Linked DNA regions of Homo sapiens: region 2 is linked to region 1. A link is a loop called in an ENCODE intact Hi-C map of the cell type or tissue named here. Cell type or tissue: CD14-positive monocyte. All regions are shown on one strand.

Region 1 (8,000 bases):
AAAGTAAGGGACCAGAGGAGAGAACTGGAAAGTCAGCATGAGCAGTGGCAGCCTGGGCTCCACAGGGGGCCGGGCCGTTCACCTCTGAGAGGCAGTGCAGCACTCTTTCTTTGATCCCCAGGAGCACTCTGGCATATTGGGGAAGCCCACAGGTGCTGGCGGAAGGTGGCCTGCACTCCAGTGTCTGTCATTTACTGGCCAAAACCCCTGAGCACTTTTCTTTAACATCTGTGATCATGTTTCCTCATCTGTAAAGTAGGGGCAATTGCTGTGAGGATTAAATGAGCTGATACAAAGCACTTCATATGGTACCTGGCAATAGTGAATGTTGGCCCATGATTCCCCCAAATTAGCATGCTTAGCTTTGCTTAGTAAGTGTATTTATAAATGATTTGTAGAAATATTTTAAAGGAATCTTATTCTAGCTTATATCCATGTAAAATGTAATTTAAGAAAGAAATGAAATTCAAAGAATCATTTTTGTAATGTAGGATTTCAAAAAATAAAAACAAAAAAGGACCCTTCCTTCACCCGTCACTTAATTTTGATGCACAGTTGAACTTCAGTCAGCTCTGATCCAGTTACCCATATGGGAATATTTAGGATTGTCTAGTCACGCCTGGGTAATAGAATGTCAAGCCCTGATTTTACAAGCTAATATGTCAAATTCATTTTTTCCTGTTTACATGTAGCTGTCTGATTCATTTGTCCCCGAGGCACGTGATACTTGGCTCCACTCCAATTTTAGACCCTAACAAAAATTAAATATGCTTGTGTTTAGGTGGAATGCAAGATTACAACTACATCTGGGCCCAGTGTTTTGAAATTACGTTGGAGCTGTCATGCTGTAAATATCCTCGTGAGGAGAAGCTTCCATCCTTTTGGAATAATAACAAAGCCTCATTAATTGAATATATAAAGCAGGTGCACCTAGGTTTGTAAAATTTTCTTATTAATTCCCTATTAATACAAAATAGAGCATCTGGCAAGACCTCTGGGTTGACTAAACGCAAGCCTTTATTTATGCTTTGTAGTTATAGCCTCATTTCAGTGCCAGATCTGATGGTTAAGAATTCTCTCTGCATGAGTATCTGCAGTGTGTGAGAAATGCAGTGCCCACTCATTCATAGAAAAGGAAGCATGATGCATGTTCCTTTAATATGAGGGTATAAAAATCCAGAGTACCAGGTGGTCGTGGTGGCTCATGCCTGTAATCCCAGCACTTTGGGAGGCCGAGGCAGGTGTATCACCTGAGGTCAGGAGTTCGAGACCAGCCTGGCCAACAAGGCGAAACCTCATCTCTACTGAAAATACAAAAATTAGCCAGGCGTGGTGGCACACGCCTGTAGTCCCAGTTACTTGGGAGGCTGAGGCAGGAGAATCACTTGAACCCGGGAGGCAGAAGTTGCTCCCTCCGCCAAGGAGCCAAGATGGTGCCAATGTACTCCAGACTGGGTGACAGAGTAAGACTCCATCTCAAAAACAAACAAACAAACAAACAAACATCCAGAGTCCCCCTAATTTTACATGTTGAATGATCTAGAAATCTGGCAAAATATCAGGAAAATAGGCTGCTACTCTGTTACATCATCTCCCATTTAGAAAAATACTATGTTTGCTTGTCACTCACCACGCAGTACCAAGGACCCTGAGAACACTGGACATACCACTTTGCATTTTTTCCAGAATTGGGGTGGTGAGCTAGCACCATTACCTTCAACCCCTCTCACCTCCGAACTCTGCCAGATGTCCTGGTGCTAGAAATCTTGCCAGCCTGTTTGCTGAAGGCTGGCTGGCCCTTATCACAGATAGACAGACTAAATGTGGCAGAGAGTGATAGCTTTCAAACGTGCAGTGGACTCACCGGGAGCGCTTGCTAAAACAGATTGCCAGGCCCCAACCCGGAGTTTCTGTTTGGACCACCTTACCACGTGATGCTGATGCTGCTGGTCCAGCGGCTATACTTAGAAAGCCATTGCACTAGAGAAACACACTGCTAGAGATGATGATGGAATCTTGTACAGTTCAAGTTTATTAACCAGGTGGTGTCTCTTTGGGCAAGGTGTGGAAGGCTCTTCTATATTTACAGAGGTGAAGTTATCTTTCTCCATTCAGAATGGCTTGGGGAGAGAAACATATCAGGAATTGGCATAATAGCTATGATACCACATGGAGAGAGAGAGAGAGAGAGTGTGAGTGTGTGTGTGTGTGGGTGTGTGTGGGTGTTGAAAAGGTTTGCTGCATGGGCCTACTGCATAACTGCATAATTCCCGGAATTTTCTGCATGATTCACAGCAAAGCTTTCCTCCTGCTACAAAGAAGATGGAGAAGGATGAGGGAAGGTAGCACAGGGCCAGAGGGCTGAGTGCAAGGATGATTAGGACCCTTCCTCGGCACACATCCCTAAAAGGGATGCCCCTGCCCTCTTTCATACCTGTATCCCCAGCCTCCATGCCCTGACCTGAAGAGAAGTACACAAAGATTACTGGTAAACTCACAGGGCTATGTCTAACTGGCTGAGTCGTTCATGGACTAGGTTGACTCCCTGTGATAGGGGATGTTATGAAATATCGTTCTTTCTCACCAGCATCTTAATAAAGATTATAAACTTATTATTGGGACTTTCACCTTCTTCATTATGTCATCAAACGTTGTCTTGGGTTCTCTCTTGCTTAGTATTCTGGTAATTCTTTCTCCACTAGATTTTCCTCATGAGGCATGTCATGTATTAGTCTAACATTTCTATTATATTTCTACCTCTATTGATCCTTTAGTTTGTTAATCTATTACTATTATTATCATTATCATCATTTTAGAGACAGGGTCTCACTCTGTCACCCAGGCTGGAGTACAGTGGCACAGTCATTGCCCACTGTACCTTGAACTCCTGGGCTCAAGTGATCCTTCTGCCTCAGTGTCCCAAGTAAGTAGGACTACAGGTGCACAGCACCACATCCAGCTAATTTTTTAAACAATTTTATATAGAGACAGAATCTTGCTATGTTGTCCAGGTGAGTCCCAAACTCCTGGGCTCAAGCGATCCTTCTGCCTCAGCCTCCCAAAGTGCTGGGATCCCAGGTGTGAGCCACCGTGACTGGCTCTGCCTATCCTTTTCTGAAATTCATTCTTCACCAGTATCAACATGGGTATGGGCGTGCAAGTGAACATCAAATATGCTCTGTGTAACTGCACTACTATTTTCAGAACCTCAATCTAGCTGTAAAGATTATTTACCAAGCACTGAATTAAGGTGGGCTTTGAAGTATCATGTTGATGTAATATTGCCAGGGAAAGGGCAATATAAATTGCAGTATACCTATTATTATTTTTAATAATTTGGAAGGCTTACCAGTCCATTTGCACTAGGTTTTGTTTTTTTGTTTTTGAGACGGAGTCTCGCTCTGTCATCTAGGCTGGAGTGCAATGGTGTGATGATCTCGGCTCACTGTAACCTCCGCCTCCCAGGTTCATGTGATTCTCCCACTCAGCCTCCCAATTTGCTGGAATTACAGACACCCACCATCATGCCCGGCTAATTTTGTATTTTTGTAGAGACAGGGTTTCACCATATTGCCCAGGCTGGTCTTGAACTCCTGACCTCAGGTGATCCGCCGGCCTCGGCCTCCCAGAGTGCTGGGATTACAGGCATGAGCCACCATGCCCAGCCCATTTGCATTAGGTTTTATAAAGAATGTGTATCTGCCTGTCTCTATAATCAGATGCAAACAACTCACTCAAAAAATACATATATTGGCACATCAACCCTGCCCCCTTGTGGTTTAAGACAGATGCATAACATGGTTTAATAATGAAACCATATTTCAAAATACCAATACAGTGTGGTTATTACTACTTAATAGAAAGGTTCTCTCCCTACTAGTGCCCAATAAGAAACTAATGAATATTTTGTTTGTGAAGAATGGCAGCAAACACCCCTTTATTGGTATTGCTCTGGTTTAAAGACATTATTGATATTCGTCAAACTGCATTGCATTTACTGGTTCCATTTTACCAATTGCTAGGATGCTTCTGAGTTTCTGAGGTTTTGACCCATCTGGAAGTCTCTGAGCCACCTTGTCTGGGAAGGAAAGGCCTTCTGCTTTAGTGGAAGGGCCTTGCCAAGAGGGTAGAGGCTTAGGTAGAGCCCAAGCTGTTTTGTCATCTGGCGATGTTTGCAATCTTGAGCAAGCACTTGTCTGAATCTCAGTGTAGTCAACAGAAAGTTGAGAGTAATAGCATCAGCCTTGCCTCCCACCAGCCTGTTCTAAGGCTTCAGTGGTGTTATTCCTTCAATTAGAACTCACTGCAGACCTCAACTGAAACTCGGGCCCCTTGGTGCTGTGTTGTCCTGCTTAGAGGATGATTTACTAGGTTCAAGTTGAGATGAGGGTGTCGGCAGACATTAAAACCAAAGTAGCAAAGGAGGGCAAGTCTGAATTCTAGAGGCTTAAAATGTCTTGCTTGTCCCGGTCTCTGAGGAGAAGCAAAGATGAGCCAGACACGGTGTTACCTGCCTGCTGCGGCCCTGTCTTTCCCCTGGACTCCTCAAAGCAGATCTGAACCTAGAGAGCAAGGGAATGGCTCACAGCATCCAGAAACCTAAGCAACCTGGGCATAAAAGAATCTGGTATGTGCTGAGTTCCAGAAGCCTGTGAGCCACAGATGTGGATCTGTTATCACATCCAAAATAGGAGGCAACTGTGACCATGCGGTGGGGACATGGGCACAAACAAGCAGTCTCCTAAGTACTGTCCCAGCTCCGACTCTAAATTGTGGCCAACAGATGCAGAATTCTAGTGCTTGCCCAGCCAAGACTTTTCATTCATGAAGCTCTAATCCATTTCCAAGGGAAAAAGAGCTTTACATTTCTCCCATGTATCTCCCCATCTGGCCACAGAATTTATATCTCAGATTTTATGTCTTCTCATTTGTATTGTATCTGAGCATTTTTCAAATTTTCCTTTTTTTTTTTTTAATATAGTGTTGGCTCTCTCTGCGTCTCTTAGGGTCTACCAGTCTTTTTTTCAATGTTTCAACTTCAGCATATAGAAATAAATCACATTTTCTGGTAAAACAATTACTTCCCTCTTAAGTAAAAGGTTTGGTGGTATGTAGACAAAATATTGTAAAGACATATACAAGCTAAAGCACGCTTTTATTTGGCTGGTGGGAGGGGTTTTCCTTTGAATATAAATTCCATACATAAGCATGGTCTGTGTTTGCCCAGTAACAGTGATATTCGCATACCCCAGGCTTCCATAGCTGGAAGAACCATCTTTAGGTTTAGGTAAGAGTCATATGAAAGTGAGTCTTTGGGCCTGTAATCCCAGCACTTTGGGAGGCCAAGGTGGGCGGATCACTTGAGATCAGGAGTTCGAGACCAGCCTGGCCAACGTGGTGAAACCCATCTCTACTAAAAATACAAAAATTAGCCAGGTGTGGTGGTGGGCACCTGTAATCCCAGCTACTTGGGGTGCTGAGGCAGGAGAATCGCTTGAACCCGGGAGATGAAAGTTGCAGTGAGCCGAACTGGTGCCACTGCACTCCAGCCTGGGCAACAGAGGGAGACTTCAATTTAAAAAAAAAGAAAGTGAATCTTTGGGTTATTAGGGGATGACGAATGAGGGTCAAACTGGAATATGAAGATTTTCAGACATTTCTTCAAATGCAAATTGTTCTTCCTTTTTCTATCTTTGAGGGTAGGCAGACCGCAGGTTGACTGGAGCCTTGATTCAGCTGCAGCACACACTGATACGTAGGTGTTGTTCAAGTCCCTGAGGCCATCCAAAATCACTGTCATGTGACTGTCAAAAAAGTCAAATCTGTTCTATTAAAGTGTAACTGCTTCTAGCCAAGAAGAAATTTGCTGCCTTTTTTTAAAGGGTACCATGACTTTTTTTTTTTTTTTTTTTTTTTTTTGGTGTCTTCTGCCAACTACTCATTACTAGTACCCTGAATTCTATTTCATCATTATCTCCAATGTTAAAGAATGGTGTAATGTTAGCCGGGCGCGATGGCTCACGCCTGTAATCCCAGCACTTTGGGAGGCTGAGGCGGGCGGATCATTTGAGGTCAGGAGTTCAAGACCAGCCTGACCAACATGGAGAAACCCTGTCTCTACTAAAAATACAAAATAAGATGGGCGTGATGGTGCGTGCCTGTAATCCCAGCTACTTAGGAGGCTGAGGCAGGAGATTGCTTGAACCCGGGAGGCAGAGGTTGCAGTGAGCTGAGATCGCGCCATTGCAGCCTGGGCAACAACAGCAAAATTCCATCTCAAAAAAAAAAACAAAAAATTGTGTAATGTCAGTTTCAATGATAGCTCTGCTTCATTTTTTATGCACTTGATTTTCTTCGATTTGGTTGGTTTTGGGGAAGTCAACAAAAAATACAAAAGATGCCAACAGACACAACACCATCCAGCACAAGTTACCTTGCTGAAACGCATGGATTTTCTAAGTGGCATGAAGACTGTAAACTAGCTCAGAGCCCTGGAAAAGGAAATAATATGCATAGCTTCTTCCCTCACATATTCCTGCTTTGTGGAACAAAGTTGAATTAAGACTCCAGAAATTCATCTAATATATTCTCCCCCCGCCACACCACATAGTTTTTCTTAATCCAAATAAGAGGAAAGGAAAGAAAGCCAGGCCTGGTGGCTCACACCTATAATCCCTGCACTCCAGCACTTTGGGAGGCCAAGGTAGATCATGTGAGCTCAGGAGTTCAAGACTAGCCTGTGCAACATGGCGAAACCCCACCTCTACAAAAAAATACAAAAATTAGCCAGGTGTGGTGGTGTGTGCCTGTAGTCCCACCTACTTGGGAGGCTGAGGTGGGAGGACTGCTTGAGCATGGGAAGTCAAGGCTGCAGTAAGCCCTGATCACACCACTGCACTCCAGCCTGGGTGACAGAGCAAGACCCTGTCTAAAAAAAAAAAAAGAAGAAGAAAGGAAAGCAAGAATTAATGTTTGTTGATCCTCCTGTTCTGTGTTACTTACATTTAATCTTCACAACCATCCTGGGTGGTGGTATATTATCCCCATTTCATAGGTGATAAAATTGAGGCTTGGGAATGTTCAGTGACTTGAGAACTAGAATTCAAATCAAAACCTGACTAGGTTCTTTCTGTCACACCAAGCTATGATGATGGGTACACGCTATATTTATCACATATCAAAGGACCTCCTAAGGGGGGCACAGTGTAAATAGCTCTTCAAAATAATGCCATTGAAGCTGAGTGTGGTGCCTCACACCTGTAATCCCAGCACTTTGGGAAGCTTAGGCAGGTGGATTGCTTGAGCCCAGGAGTTCAAGACAAGCCTGGGCAACATGGTGAAACCCCATCTCTACAAAAAGTTAATTAATTAATTAAATAAAACAAAATAATGCCACTGAAACCCAAGGAATAAATGCGTAATCAGGTTACCAAATTATTACCAATTTATGATTGGGTACTACCTAAACATCAAAAGGATATGTATCAAGCAGTAGGAATAAATATAAATGGAACTGTGTTTAAAAAAGAGAGGGCAAAGAGGAACACACGAAGTGAAAATAGAAGTTTACACAGTTGTATAGAGAAAGGGAGAAGGAAATGTGGCATTTTCCTCCTCAGGAGACAAAAAATGAAGAGTCAGGAACTAAATAGGACAGAAAGTATAATAAAAGGCAACCTAGGTCAGATAGAAGTTTGTTGAAGTTCAAGATAAACATTGTTTTGCTAAATGCCAAAATTTTTATTTTTCACTTTAACCGTTTCTGGGGGAAACTGTTACGTGTGCCTCGTATTTTTCTGCCCTAATAAATAATTATTGAGCATAACTGTTTGGGGAGAGTTCAAGATCATCTTACTATTGTAGCTCTTCATTCTCATTTATGTTATTGGGGACTTAGGCAGCTTCACCTTAAGGTAATATGATTTGACGCTGGAGTAAACAAACTAGATGTGACACGTAGGATCTAAAATAAGAAAGGTCTTAAAATATAAATGGCTTTT
Region 2 (8,000 bases), 390 kb before region 1:
TTGCAAATGCCTTGTGCCTATGCAAACTACATAAGAAAGTATGGTTTAGGAAAACATTCACATCTATTTGGGTACTTTTAAAGACTCAAAATATCCAGGTTTAAATATATTTTCCATAGGTAATCGTGAGTTACTTTCAAAATACCAGCACTCTGCAGCAGCCAAGACCGAAATTCTTCAACAGATATCTTAATTTCAGTATTACATCATTTAAATTTTGTAACACACTTCTTCAGTTAAGTCTTAAGTGCTAAAACATTAAAAGAAAAGGAACCACTTGAATTTCTGTTAATTACATAATCATCCATCTCATCTCTTTAAAGATAATGTACTTAAATGTATAATGACAAATCTTTTCTATATTCAGTTTACCAAGTGGTGAAAGGTCTTGTTGCCAAGCAGAAAAATCAATGAACATTTTCTGGTTATCAGTGATCTCTCCCCCACCATAATACACATCCACATAGCTCTCCTTTAATCTAAGAATTAGAATGTAGTTTCTTTCTGTATCTAAGATGGAAATAATAGGACAAGAATGGCAGGGCTATAGAACTTGCACATTGTTGTATAGTATTGGGTCTGTTACATCTGGAGAAAAATGGAACAGGAGTAGGTTTCTCGTACACAGGCCCACAGTCATAACCAGTGATTAAATCTAATTCAAAGCATGGACTTTGTGAAATGGAGTTCCTAGTGAGCTAGTATTAAGATGACTTCTCTAGTATAACACCTAACAAATGCACTGGTTAAAATGTACATATTTTAATAAAAGCCTCTGAGGACTGCTTACTTTTCCTGGACTGCATTTCAAATTGACTCAGGAACTGTTTATTGCATGGAGTTACAACAGGATTCTGACCATGAAGTTCTCTTTTAGGTAACAGATCCATTAACTTTTTTGAAGATGCTTCAGATCCAACACCAACAAGGGCAAACCTAAAAAGTGTTTAAGGGGTGAGGATACAAAGTAAAAAGAGATCAATATTATTACTGTTATTCTTCTGTAAAAAGGTCTTAATCTGCTTTTATCTAAAACAACAGCTGGGCACAGTGGCTCATGCCTGTAATCCCAGCTGCTTAGAAGGTTGAGGCACGAGGATTGCTTGAGCCCAGGAGTTTGAGGCTACAGTAACCTATAATCACACTACTGCACTCCAGCCTGGGCAACACAGTGAGATCCTGTCTCTAAAAATAAATAATTTTAAAAACTAAAAATATTTCTTAACTATACGAGTACACATTTTTGTTCATCTTGTATAACATACCATAGAATTCAGTCATTCAAAATATATAATTCAGTGGTTTTTAGTATTTCACAGTGTTATAACCACCACCATAATCAATTTTAAAACATTTTCATCACCCCAAAAAGAAACTCCATATCCATTAGCCATCGCTCCCATTCCTTCCCATCCCTGTACCCTATGGAACCACTAAACCTAATTTCTGTCTCTGGACTGGCCTATCCTAGACATTTCATCTAAATGGAATCATACAATAGGAGGTCCCTTGTGACCAGCCTTCTTTAACTAGCATGTTTTCAAGCTTCATCCACTGTTACAGCATGCATCACCACTTACTTTTATGGGTGAATAATTTTCCATTATAAATATACAACATTAAAAGAAATGTATCCATCAGTTCATGGACATTTGGGTTGCTTCCACTTTTTGCTACAATAAAAAGATGTACAATATCATTAACTATTGGGGAAGTGCAAATCAAAACCACAAGATACCACCCCATACCCACTAGGGTGGCTATAATCAAAAAGACAAGTATTAAAGATGTGGAGAGGCCGGGTGCAGTGGCTCACGCCTATAATCTCAGCACTTTGGGAGGCCAAGGCAGGAGGATCATGAGGTCAGGAGTTCAAGACCAGCCTGACCAACATGGTGAAACCCCGTCTCTACTAAAAATTCAAAAATTAGCCAGGCATGGTGGCGTGTGCCTGTAGTCCCACGCTGGGAGGCTGAGACAGGAGAATCGCTTGAACCTGGGAGGCAGAAGTTGCAATGAGCCAAGATTGCGCCACTGCACTCCAGCCTGGGTGACAGAGTGAGACTCTGTCTCAATAAATAAATAAATAAATAAATATGTGGAGAAACTGGAACCATTGCACATTGCTGATGAGCACGTATTAATAAAATGGCACAATGCCTCTGGCAAATAATCTGGTAATTCCTCAAACATTTAAACATAGAGTTACTATATTAACCCAGTAATTCCATTCCTAGGTACACATCCAACAGAACTGAAAATACATGTTCACACAAAATGGGTACACAAATATTCACAGGGGCATTTTCCTTAATAGCCAAAAGTGGAAATAACCTAGACGTCCATCGACTGATAGATTAAAAGAAAAAAGTGCTATATCCATGTAGTGGAATATTACTCAGCCATAAAAAGAAATGCTGATGCATGCTTCAACATGGATGAACCTTAAAATCATTATGCTAAGGAAAAAAGCCAGTCACATAGGACTACGTATTTTATGATTCCATTTAGATGAAATGTCCAGAACAGGCATATCCAGAGCACGTTAGCAGTTGCCAGCAGATAGGAAGAGAGGAAATGGGAGTGACTGCTAACCAGGTACAAGGTTCCTTCTTGGAGTGATGAAATGTTCTGGAATGAGACAGTGGTAATGGTTGCTAAACTTCATAAATATAATAAATTATCATTGAATTGTACATTTAAAAGCCTGCATTTTATGGCATATGAATTATACCTCAAAAAGAAAAACAAATTTAAAATAATCAGAATGATTACCAATTCGTATAGTTACAGGATATTCTAAATTATTTGAGGGAGGGAGGGTCTTAGTAGCTTAAGAAGCTTAAGCTCTTTTCCCCCTAATGTTCAATATGATCTTTTAAATTATCCTTCTTATTTTAGTCAACAAGTTCTGCTGTTTGCACCAGGATTATCTTGGGTCACAACATTTAGAAAAAACTAAATTAATTTAACAAATATTTATTAAGCACCACTTCTTATACGCAAGGTACCATTCTAGAGCTGGAGAAGTAATAGAGAACAAAACAAAATCTCTGTTCTCATTAAGCTTAAAGGCTTGGAAGAGGAGACAACAAACGAGTAAAATATATCAGAGCAGAAATAAAGGAAACAGGATAGGAAGGTGCTACTTTGCACAAGATGGTCATGGAAGAAAACTCTTAAACAGTTTGAGTCCTGAATGAAGTCAAAGAGTAAGCCATGTGGATATTTGAGGGGGAAAAGTAAACCAAGAAGAGAAAACAGCTAAAGGTCCTAGGTAGGAATTGGTCTGGCCAACAGCAAAGAGACTAATGTGGCTGAAAAAGAGTGGTAGGATAGGGTTAGAAAGGTGGTGGGAAAACAGACCAGAAAGTACCTTGTAGACAATGGTAAAGAATGAGACAGACAGGAAACCATGAGAAGATTGAGCAGAATGTCATTTTTTTTTTAGAACTTCTGTTATGTGGAGTACAGACTGTAGGGGGCAGTCTATACTTCCAGTTAGGAAGCTACTGCCAAAGTTTAAGTGAGAGATGATAGTGGCTTTGACCAAGTGGTATAAGTAAAGTTAGTGAGAAGTATTCAGACTCTGCATATATTTTGAAAATATTCTCAGTTTAGTATAAATTGGTATAATCTTCTAAGATAAGTAAGCAATATAAGAAATAAGAAAATTCTTTATCATTGTGCATCTAACAATTTATCCTTAAAAGAAAATCCAAAATCTGTACCAAAAGACTTATATAAAATGATGTCTGCTGCAACATTATTTACAATAGGCAAAAGTGGAAACCACCACGATAACCAAAAATAAGAAAGGTAAATTACAGTAGCATACCAGGTATGATGCAAAAGAATTAGACATTAGAGAGGATGTGTATTTATTTTTATTCCTTATATCAAACATATAAAACACATGAATTATAATTCCATTATTTATTTATTTATTTATTTTTAGGAAAAAGCCCAAAAGAATCTTCACTAAAATGTTAAAAGTAAACATCAATGAATGGTAGGACAGTGGTATTTTATTTTCTTACTTTTAGATATCTGTATTTATAATGTTCTCATGCTGAGGCTATCCCACTTGTATAGTTTAGTAGTGAAATAAAGCAAAATATCCATGTAACACATTATTCAGTTGCCCATCTTCTCCCATCTCTTAATCACAGGGAGAGTAATGGTTCTTAAACTGTCATTTCAACAACCATTTCAACCACAGATAGAGAAAACTTGGGAAAAATAGAAAATAAATCTGTCCACATTTCCACTCTACTGGTTTTAGTGTGTTAGGTAATAGGGTACGTAAAATGAAAAGTATCAATCTTTGCCCAAGAACCTCCTTCCAATGTAAACAATCATGTGTTGTTTGTATACATGTGTATACATGTGTAATTAACATTAACTTAAAGGAAAGTTAACTTGTAAAAACTGTATCACTAGCTACTAAATCAAAAAGAAAGAAAAAAAAAACTTACCCCTTTGACTGGCCATTTGCCCGATTTTCAAAAAATTTTATCTCCAAAATATCATTTACTCCCAAAGAATGAACTGCTTCAGTTAAGTCTTCATCTGTTGTCCACTGCAAGATATTTTCCCCCTCATTAACCATTAAAATAAAACCAAGATTTTTATTATCCCAGTCTAGTTTTTAAGGGGAAATTTGAGACATAAAAGAGAAAATAAATGCTGAGTGCAAATCTAAGTCTAGTTATGGCCAGTCAGACTCCAATTTTTAAACAGCACAAAAACCATCTGGGAACCTAACTTCATTCCCTGATAAGTATTTCAGAAACTAGAAGGTATATACCCTTGGGGTTACAATAAGATTTGACTCTCAAGAGTTTCTGGTCCCTTACAGCTTTAAACTGCTATGATTTTAAATTGTGAATAAAACCAATTTCACTTCCTCCCATTAAAGGAAAGTATTTTGAATTTCATCTTGTTTTTGAATTAAAATGCAGATAAGAAAAAACTAACATGTATTTAATATCTACCATATACTTTATGTATCAACTAACTCTTATAACAACCATATAAGCACTATTATTATACCCATTTTACACATGATACAATAGAAGTTAAAGAGCTTTAACTCTTTAACAAGGTCACAAAACTAATAATAGATGGTGGAGCTAAGATCCAAATACTTACTTAGCAACCATACTTTCATAACTACACTGCTACTGTCTCCAATTTTATAGAATACTCAGACTGGGTGGTGGGAGATCTGTTACATTTAGTTTTAAAAGAAATGTAAATAGGCTGGGCACCATAATCCTAGCACTTTGAGAGCTTGGTTAGGAGGATCACTTGAGGCCAGGAATTTGAGGCCAGCCTGAAGCAATATAGCAAGAAGTCAGCTCTACAAAAGTGTTTGTTTTGTTTTTAATTAGCCAGGCAGAGTGACACATGCCTGTGGTCCTAGCTACTTGGAGGCTGACACAGGAGAATCACTTCAGCCCAGGAGTTTGAGGCTTCAGTGAGCTATGATTACACCACTGCACTCCAGCCTGGGTGACAGAGTTTTGCAAATTCTGTCTCCCCCTGAAAAAAAGAAATGTAAATAAAACGTTTAAAAATACAGTGTTATTAAGGAAATGCAAGGGTGCCAAGTTTTATTGATTTTTGCATATACAAGTTTTTAACTTTCAAGTATACATATAACTAAGTAGAAATACAAACATTCTATAGGACTATTTTAATGATACTTAAGATGTAATATTAATAAAAAATAAATATACATATGTGCATTTAATGAAGCTCTAAATCAATAATCTTAGTCTCATGACAACCCAAATTAAAATATAATACGCACAGAAGTGCTTCTATAAATCAGATTTCAAATTTAAGGGCAGAAATAAAACTCAAATTTGTAACACAAATTAAATAATGGACACTATTTTTAAACCAGGAGTGATACTATGTCTCTTTCCTTTTACACTTGAATCCTGGTTTGAGACCCCATGTGAGCATTATTTTTAGTGAAACTGGGCTATCGGAAGCAAGGTAAAGTGGTAGCATAAAAAAGGTAACTGAAGACAAAACTAATTTAACTATATTTAACTAGTATCTCCACCAAGAAAAGTTGAATGACCACAAAACTCAAAACTAGAAGAATTCGAATTAACGATGTTGCAAAGATATTTGTATTTCCCTCCTCATTGGACAAGCAAACACATATAGAAAAACACAGTAACTTCAAACTTATAAAAATCTGGAGAAAAACATTAATTACTAGAGCAGTTCAAAATCAATTACCAATAATTTAATTCTTATATTAACTTCACTTACCCATGTTAGATTTCCAATATATAATGCAATTCTCTTTCCAGTATATGTATAGACAACATTTGGTGCTGCTCCTTTACCCACATCATCACCAACAGTTGGTGGGAGAGTATCCATGTAATCTCGGTCTTCTGGGGCATCTCCATTATTTGCAGATGGAGATATGACATCGTCATACAAATCTATCTGATCATGCCCACCATATTCAGCTTCCTGAGATACAGAAATAATGCTCTAGATTATACAAAAGTCAAAATACTACTAAAATAGACTTGAATACAAATTCAACTTTTTGTTTTAAAAATCTGATGGAAAAAGGCCAAGGATTTCAGTACAAATCTTTTTCCACTTTATGCAATAGATGTATTCTTGAACAGGTCTAAAAAGTGAATTTCTTGCCGGGAGTGGTGGCTCACACCTGTAATCCCAGCACTTGGGAGGCCGAGGCAGGTGGATCACTTGAGGTCAGGAGTTCGAGACCAGCCTAGCCAACATGATGAAGCCCTGTCTCTACTAAACATACAAAAATTAGCCAGGCATGGTGGCACACGCCTGTAATCCCAGTTACTCAGGAGGCTGAGGCAGGAGAATCGCTTGAACCTGGGAGGCGGAGGTTGTAGTGAGCCAAGATCGTGCCATTGCACTCCAGCCTGGGCGACAGAGCAAGACTTCATCTCAAAAAAAAACAAAAAAACAAAAAAAGGGGGTTTCCTTTATTTCTTTTCTTTTTTTTCTTTTTTTTTTTTTTTTTGTAGAGACCAGGTCTCGCTACATTGCCCACGCTAGTTTCGAACTCCTGAGTTCAAGCAATCCTCCTGCCTCGGCCTCCCAAATATAGGCTTGAGCCACTGCACCCAGCCTAAAGTTAATTTCTATATAACGAAACCTACTTTTCCACTGATATTTATTATAATATAAAAAATAAGTTCTTTTGGAAAAAGACATGGAAACAAAATAAGTAACATGAAACTTTCCTTGGAAATACTCTTAACTAGAAGTAATAACACACAAATGCAAATAGACAAGTTTTTTTTAAACTGACAGTAGAAAAATCACCCCAAAATCCAAAGCCATTATATCTTTAATATGACCACAGAAAAATAGTTATTATTTTCTATAGTATTCAGATCTTGTTTTCCAACCTTGAGGAAGCTACCAGTATTAAAAAAAAGCATAGTGAGCTGAGCCATAAAAGAAAGAAGAAATATGGGTATGTAAATAATTCAAAATGTCGTAATAAATGAACAAGGTAAAGAGAAATAAACGAAATACATGTAGAACAATCCAAATTAATTATCTTGCAAGTTGTATTATTCTCAGTGAACAAAGAGCTAATGCTTACCTGAATTCTTAGTTATCTAGTCAAGCAAATTAGCAAGAGAAAAGCAACAGACAACAAAAAGAGTATAGTAAAGCTTTGGCACTGTCACCAGCAGAATTAAAGCAATGCTACTGGGTGTCACTTACATGCCTAAATGATAATCAGGGAAAAGGAAAACTAAAATGAAACAGAAACAGGAGCAGGAAAAAAATAGAAGAGGGTTCAATTTGTAACTAAGTACATGAAAAATGAAATGTAGGTAAAAGCAGAACACTCAACACTATTTAATTGCCTTTGATAACCATTAAATAGACCATAAGCTTGACTAAGCCTGTAGCACAGGAAAATCTCCATTTTTATCTTCTACTCTCCCTTTCCACAACTAAGT

Evidence for each region. Hi-C counts contacts between places; a loop is a spot of excess contacts. Peaks named below come from ENCODE experiments on the same cell type or tissue, not always from the same donor. Only the 100,000 strongest peaks of a DNase experiment are listed, where the experiment ranks them.
Region 2: a loop joins it to region 1, with 7 times the contacts of the local background. A loop is called at or near these places in 13 of 110 quality-filtered maps.

Annotation. Positions count from the first base shown.
Region 1 is chr12:68,859,830-68,867,829 of GRCh38, reverse strand. It overlaps CPM (carboxypeptidase M), which reads left to right. Exons shown (of 9, transcript NM_198320.5): 7 at 782-934. Among named protein-coding and RNA genes, the nearest start is that of MDM2, 56 kb to the right of the region's middle. In CD14-positive monocyte, CTCF peaks have their summits at 3,561 and 3,760 (motif pointing left); a DNase peak (open chromatin) is centred at 3,759; H3K27ac peaks cover 700 bases.
Region 2 is chr12:69,249,633-69,257,632 of GRCh38, reverse strand. CPSF6 (cleavage and polyadenylation specific factor 6) reads right to left here. Exons shown (of 10, transcript NM_007007.3): 2 at 6,295-6,504; 3 at 4,479-4,582; 4 at 791-936. Among named protein-coding and RNA genes, the nearest start is that of CPSF6, 14 kb to the right of the region's middle. RefSeq lists an enhancer at 3,533-3,582 and a silencer at 4,658-4,858. In CD14-positive monocyte, CTCF peaks have their summits at 3,251 and 3,451 (motif pointing right); a DNase peak (open chromatin) is centred at 3,482; H3K27ac peaks cover 3,555 bases.